Regions from separate parts of the Mus musculus genome. Here region 2 is linked to region 1. The links are chromatin contacts, found by POLR2A ChIA-PET in ENCODE. All regions are on one chromosome and are shown on one strand. The core of a region is the stretch at or near the end of the contact, and the rest is flanking DNA. Distances in the headings are between cores, read along the strand shown. Region 1 holds the start of Foxk1 (forkhead box K1). Region 2 holds the start of Ap5z1 (adaptor-related protein complex 5, zeta 1 subunit).

Region 1 (3,417 bases), core at 788-3,287:
CTGTCCTGGGAGCTGGCCAAGCTAAGGACAGACCTGTTTCCTACCATGTTCTGGAGGTAAACTGAGGCACAGCACTTCCTGTCCTGCCTCTTTAAAGCCTCTGCCTCCAGACATGCCTTTAAAGTATGGATTGCCCGCCCCCCGCCCTCAAGGCAGCTCACCATATACCTCTGCACCATATACCCCTGCACCGTATACCTCCCAGGTAACACCCTCCCAGGTGGGAGAGGCACAGCTCATCTGTCAGTCCGTCCTCACAGTGAACACTGGGTCCTGGCCTGTGTCGTCAGAGACAGGAGCATACCTAGCATTGTTCAGACTAGCAAAGGTCAGATGTGACCCTGGGGGTTCTGTATAAATGGAATCAGGGTTGAAGGCGATGGGCTGGGGAGGAGTGGTGTTAGTTCAGGCTGGGTGGTATCTCATGATGCTGGCCAGGGTTTAGGTCAGGGCGTGACCACGGAGAAGGGGAGTGTTTCAGGGCTGGAGGGTCTGGAGTTGACCCAAAGTAAAGATGGAGATCAGGGTGAGCTGATGGTTTCAAACCATTCGAAGTCAGAGATGACCTCTGAAGACTTAGGCTGTGTGAGATAAGGGTTAGGGGTGGCCCTAGGACCTTCAGGTTAAGGGAAGTCAGGGGTAACGGCTTCTGGCTGGTAGGATGGGGGTCAAGAGTGACCCCAGGTATTGAGGCCAGGTGGGATTAGGGATAAGCTGGGTTCAGAAAGGGTTGGAGATCATGGGTAGCCAACTCCAACATGGGAGGAGTGGAAGACAGATGGGGTTGGGGAGTGTGCAAGTGTGTGTGTGTAAGTGTGTGTGTGTGTGTGTGTGTGTGTGAGAGAGAGAGAGAGACAGACAGACAGACAGACAGACAGAGTCAGAGTCAGAGTCAGAGAGAGAGAAAGGGGTTAGAATGGACCCAAGTGTTCAGGCCTGTCCAGGGTCAGGGTGACAGGATTTCAGGCTGAATGGGAGTCGGGCCCATCCAGGGATCAGTGCCCAATGAGTTAACTGGGGAGTCAGGGTTAGTTGGGTCGTGATTAAGATCAGGACAACCACGGGGTCAGAGCCAGGTGATGGGTGAGATCACCAGTAACTTAAGGATCAGGCTCAGCTGGGCCGGGTGGGATGGAGATCTGTGTAACCAGGGGTCAGAGCTAGGTGGGATCAAGACTGGGAGATGGCTAGGGAATCAGAGCCGGATAGAGTCGAGATTAGAGGGGCTAGGGCCTGGCAGGGTCGAGATGGAGGAGGGAGTGACCAAGGGCTGGGACCCGGTGGGAACGGTAAGAAATTTGAGGCTCGACCCAGGTGCCAGACCAGGCGGAGGCGAGTTCAGGGGGTGACCGGGGGGCGGGGGGTTCAGGTTGAGCAGGGTCGAGATCACAGAGTGACAAGGAGCCAAGCTGGGCGGGGTAGAGGTCAGGGGTGGCCAGGGGGTTCAGGCCAGGTCCGGAGAGGGGTGACCCGAGGGTGGCGCAGTACTCACTGTTGGGGTAGCTGCAGGGCGGGCGCTCCGCGCCTCTGGAAGGCCCCGTCCACGAAGACGCCGTTCTTGCCGAGACAGCGAAGATAGAAGTGAGGCTCCTGGAAGCTGAGCTGCAGGTGGCGCCGGGAAATGAAGCTCGACAGGCCCATGCTTAGGTCCACCGAGCCCTGCGACGAGTTGCGGCCGATGGTGACGCTGGGCTGTCGCATCAGGAACTCGAACTCCCGACCCTCCAGGCGAGCCAGGGCAGGCCCGGGGCTCTGGCGCACGGAGGCAGCGGCCGCGGCCACCAGGGCGGGCGCGGTGGTGGTGGCAGTGGCGACGGTGGAGGGCACCGGCCCGGGGCCGGGCTCGGCGGGCAGCGCGGGCGGCCCGGGTGGAGGTTGCGCCGGCGGCGGCGGGGACGTAGTGGCCGGGAAGGCGGCGGCCGCAGCCGCGGCGCATAGCACGGGGCTGCAGGGAGCCGAGCGCAGCGCCAGCAGGGCGCGGGCGCCGCTGTCCTCGCCGACTTCGGCCATGTTCGCGCAGCTCCGAGCGGCTCCGGTGGCGGCCGAGGCGGCGCGGGGCGGGGCGGGGCGGCGCGCGCGGAAACCCGGGCTGGATCGTGGCCTGGAGCGGAGCCGGGACACCGCAGGACCCTCGCGCTGCGCGCGCAGCTTCCACTCGAGGTGGGCGGGTGCAGAGAGACACAGAGCCCCCTCCTCCAGTCCCGAAGGGTGCTTGGATTCATCACGTTTTTAGGGGTGTCCTATTGAGGCTGGAGTTTAAAGTCCAGGGATGCTTGAAATGGTCTCTGCTCCTTACTGATCGTTTCTGCACAGCTACTCTTTCTGTGCTTTGCTTTTTTTTTTTTTTTGGTTTGGTATAATGTTGCAAATTACATTTTATTCATTCATTTATTTACTTGTGGTTCTTTACCACGTGTGTGTGTGCGCGCGCGCGCGCACGTGTGTTTGTGTGGTCAGAGAGGACAGCTCTCAGCAGTCTATTCTCTCCTACCCTGTGGGGTTCTGAGGATGGCATTGAGGTCGACAAGCTTGGTGACAAGCACCTTTATTTACTGAACCATCTCGATTGTTCTTGTTTTGTTGTTTGAGATCCTGTCTCATACCAAGGCTAGCCTGGTTTTGAATACCTAGATCAGGCTGGCCTCAAATTCATGATCTTCCTGTTCCAGCTTCCTGAGTGTAGCTATTAAGGTGTGTGCCTAGCCCTTTAAAATCAATTTAAAAATTCATTTTTTAAAGACAGGGTCTATGTATGTAGACCAGATTGGCTTCTAGCTGACGACCAACCCGGCTCAGGCTCCGCAATTCTTGCTGGAGTCACAGCTGTGCACCACCACAGCTGGTTCCCCTTGCTCCTTTTAAGGCGAACAGTTCTGCCTGTTTCTAGGGACTGTGGACACCCGAAGATTGACGGTAGTTGAAAACACTTAAATGGTGAACTTGGCACCATGTGAATCCCTTGAGAATTTAAGGTCCTGCACTGGGATGCTAATTCCCCCAAGTCTTCCCCCAGGACCTGCAGCGCGCGAGTGCATGCACACACATACACACTCGATTTCTCACATTTAATAATGACTGAAGGAGCTGACACAGTTGGTAAATTGCCTGATGGCACTCATCCCCCAAGACAGGAAAGTTCATTCCCCGGGACCGACTTCAAAACCCATTGAGAGCTTCGATCTTCCCAGCGCTTTGGGTAAAAGGTTGACAGATAGATCCCTGAAGCTCATTGGCCAGCCTGCCTAGCCAATCAGTGAGCTCCACGTTCATAGTGGAAACACTGTTTCAAAACAAAAACAAAAACACGAATAAAACAGGGCTAAAGGAGCACACAGTTATTCACGCCTGTGCATGCACCGGCGCACGTGCACACACAAACACAAGTGCAAACATACACACACAAAAGAATGTCTAAAA
Region 2 (3,338 bases), core at 557-3,056, 62 kb before region 1:
ATAATAAGGAAGTACTCTCAACTTCAAAGGCAGCACTCACACGTGTTGAAAGCCGCTTCCCTGAGCCTTGGGAGAAGAGCAATGCAAAGCTTCCACACTGAAGAGCAAAGACTCCCGGCTGTAAGACTGTAAGAAAGCCTGAGATGTCGCTGGCCTAACACAAACACTCTAGGACTGAGCCGGGCTTCAGTGTGGAAATGTGTTTCCTTGCTTCTATTCCAAGCTTAAAAGGAAGGAAAAGAGGTGGAAGGGGTGCCTGCCTACATGCATGCTGGGTTCCTTCCCAGCACCACAAAATAAAGGGCCATGATGAAGGAATTGCCCAGCGTGGTGGTGGCGCACGCCTTTAATCCCAGCACTTGGGAGGCAGAGGCAGGTGGATCTCTGTGAGTCTGAGGCCAGCTTGGTCTACAGAGTGAGTTTCAGGGGCCACACAGTAAAACTCTGTCTCAGCCATCTCTAAATAAATAAATAAATGGATCAGTTGTCTGTGGGCGCTGAGGAAGAGAGCCCCCAACTTCCTAAATCATGGCTGACAGTCCCACTATGGTGTCCTGACAGGGCTGATGGTTTGCAAACTGCCCCCATTTTGAGCCTGTCTGTCAGGTACTTGAACTTGGTTCTGCACTGTCTCTGCAGGTACCACATGTCCCAGGCCGAGGAAGGTCTCCAGTAGCTTTCCTACCACCCTCGCCTGCTTTGTTTCCTGCATCCTCCACCCAGAGTCTTATTGAGGCACCTAGAGAACAGGCTGGGTGAGCAAAAGGAGATACAAATGGCCCAGGGTTGTACCCAACTGGGGCAGTGATAAACCACAGATGCTATGAGACAGGATAGCGTTATTTTTGTGTTGGCATGAAAAGGTTACTGCTTAAAAATGAAAAGTACCCACCCAGTACTGAAGGCAAAGGAGGGCTGTGGGCCCATGGGGAGACTGTGTGGCTGGGTCACCAACCATTTTCCTAATAGATCTTAAGAAAACTGTCTTTGTTTTTTAATTTATTACATTTATTTATGTACATGTTGGGGTGCTCGAGTGGAGATCCAAAGACAACTTGCTGGAGTTGATTTTCTTCTTCCTCCCCGAGCCCCGGGGGTCGAATCGAGAGAGTCAGGCTTGGTGGCAAGGTCATTTACCTATTAAGTCCCTCTGTCTTCGGAGTACTGTCTTGTTCGTAGACTCCAGACTTTTAACTCTTTCAGGCTCTGGGAGATCCCAGAGATCTTAACCATTCTAAACTTTCCCCACGAGTGGCCCAGCTCAGAGTCCAGATTTGTCCCTTTGCATTTTCAGTTTACCAAATGCATCAGGTCTGGGCTTCGGGTAGTCGTTTCCTTCGCTGAATCACGTACCACCAAGTCTTGGGCTGGCTATTTGGGAAAGAACCTAGACTCTCAGTGCAGGGTCAGCACTAGCATGGACCCAGACACGATGAGGAGGATCCCTTAGCTGAGTTGTGCGCCTCACATTCCACGCAGGTCGCCCTGAGCCCCGGACCCGGCGCCACACGGAGACCCGAACCGTGCAGCGGGACCACCGCCTCCCCGCTCCTCCCCGGCTTCGTCTCACGCCCCGTGGCCCCAGCCCCAGATCGGCAGACCTGGCCTGGTGCAGCAGACTTTCCGCGCCCGCCGAGAACATGCCGACACGGCTCCAAGCCCACCAGTGCCCGAAACGTTGCCGCGGACTTCCGGGATCGTGTCACATGACGTGTCATGTGACCGGACTGTGTCTGCCCTCTTTCGCCCCACCTCTTACCCCCGCCACCACCCTCCCGCGTCCTGGCTGGATCACGTGGGAGAATCTGGAGCGCTAGCTGACGGCTTCCGGTGCCACACCACGTGGGAGGGCCATCCCTCCCACTCCCCCGCGCAAAAGACAGACCAGCTTCCGGTCCTGCGGCAGGTGGGCGGGGCGGGGCGGAGGCCTTGGCCAAAATATTGCAGTACAGAAGCCAGTTCCCGCCTAGCTCCTGGGCTTCTCTCCACGTCAGTCAGCAGCCAGGGAGTCATGGAACCGTGGTCCTTGGAACCCAGAACTCCTGGCTCCGAAACAGTTTCCTTTGATCCCGGAACTGCCAGTGGTAGACTCTAGACCTGGAGAGACTAGGCAGGCACATAGTTTAGCAGTAGGGTGACTAGATTTACCCCAGTGAGAGGCTGGGGGCGCGACTTGGTGGCAGAGAAAGAACATCCTTAGCAAAAGCTGTATGGCAGACACGTTTTATAAATTCTGTCAGGCTCTTTGCTGCAGAAATACCCAATGTCTTGCTAGTCTTGGGTTTTAAGATGAGGCCCTGGCACTATTCACCTATTTGGGTTGGGAGATGGGTGCCTATTGCACACACAGAAAAAGGAAACTGGTAGTAGACTGAGGAGCTGTCACAGTGGGAAAGACACTTGGACCCGTGTCTTTCTGGCTCTTGCCAATCAATACCTAGTGCTCATGGCCTAGTAATAAGCAAGGCTTCAGGGAGAAACGGGCAGAAGTAGAAACGGCTCAGCTGGTAAAAGTGAACATGAGTACCTGAGTTCCATCCCTGGGTGGCCATATAAAAATAAAACCCACACTTGCAGTCCCAGCACTGAGGAAGTGGAGATCGGAGTATCCCTAAGGGTTGCTGGCCGGCCCTAGCTTACTTGGCAAGTCCCAGGCCAACGAGAGATTCTGTCTCAGAGAAGAGGTAGGGCAAGAAAGAAGACTCAGAACCTGAAAGTGATTGACACACAGGCCTGACAGGCTGAGTTTGGGTCCTCAGAAGCTACATAAAACCTGAGCCCAGTAGTGTAAGGATTTGTAATCCCAGCACACCTACAGGAGATGGAGGAGGCAGGAGACTCTCCTGAGGCTGGAGGATAAGCCGCCCTGGCTTATGAGATGGTAAAGAGAATCTGTCTCAGACAAGGTGTAAGTAGCCATGAGGGTGGGCACCTGAAGGCTGTCCTCTGATCTGCTCACGTCTCCTGTGGCCAGTGTACATATGCCTATGCCTCTGCATGTGAACACACACCCCACTTGAGGAACAGCAGCTGAGGTTGTCCTCTGCCTCCACACAAATACACACACAGGTGCAGTCACACCCAAAAACATGTACACAGAAAAAAGGGACAAGTGGGTTGTTTCTCACCTGGCTGAGTGTCAGGATGAATGCCAGGGGCTCTGAGGCAGCCGCCATGGGGTGGTGGCTTGAGTGAGAATGGCTCCCATGGGCTCATATACTTGAATGTTTTGACCCCAGTTGGTGGAACTGTTTGGGAAGGGTTAGGGGGTGTGGCCTGCAGTCAAGTGCCCAAAGCATCCCCCATTAGCTCAACTCTGTCCTGCAGCGGCTGTCTCA

The links. ChIA-PET counts read pairs that join two places held with the same protein, here RNA polymerase II (POLR2A).
Region 2: POLR2A ChIA-PET joins it to region 1 with 41 read pairs in Patski. The contact joins the promoter of Ap5z1 here to the promoter of Foxk1 in region 1. POLR2A ChIA-PET finds 5 or more read pairs at or near these places in 3 of 5 experiments (Patski and embryonic stem cell).

Annotation. Positions count from the first base shown.
Region 1 is chr5:142,400,117-142,403,533 of GRCm38, reverse strand. It overlaps Foxk1 (forkhead box K1), which reads right to left and starts at 2,037. Exons shown (of 9, transcript NM_199068.2): 1 at 1,493-2,037. The coding sequence starts at 2,010.
Region 2 is chr5:142,462,399-142,465,736 of GRCm38, reverse strand. Ap5z1 (adaptor-related protein complex 5, zeta 1 subunit) reads right to left here and starts at 1,806. Exons shown (of 17, transcript NM_172725.2): 1 at 1,602-1,806. The coding sequence starts at 1,642.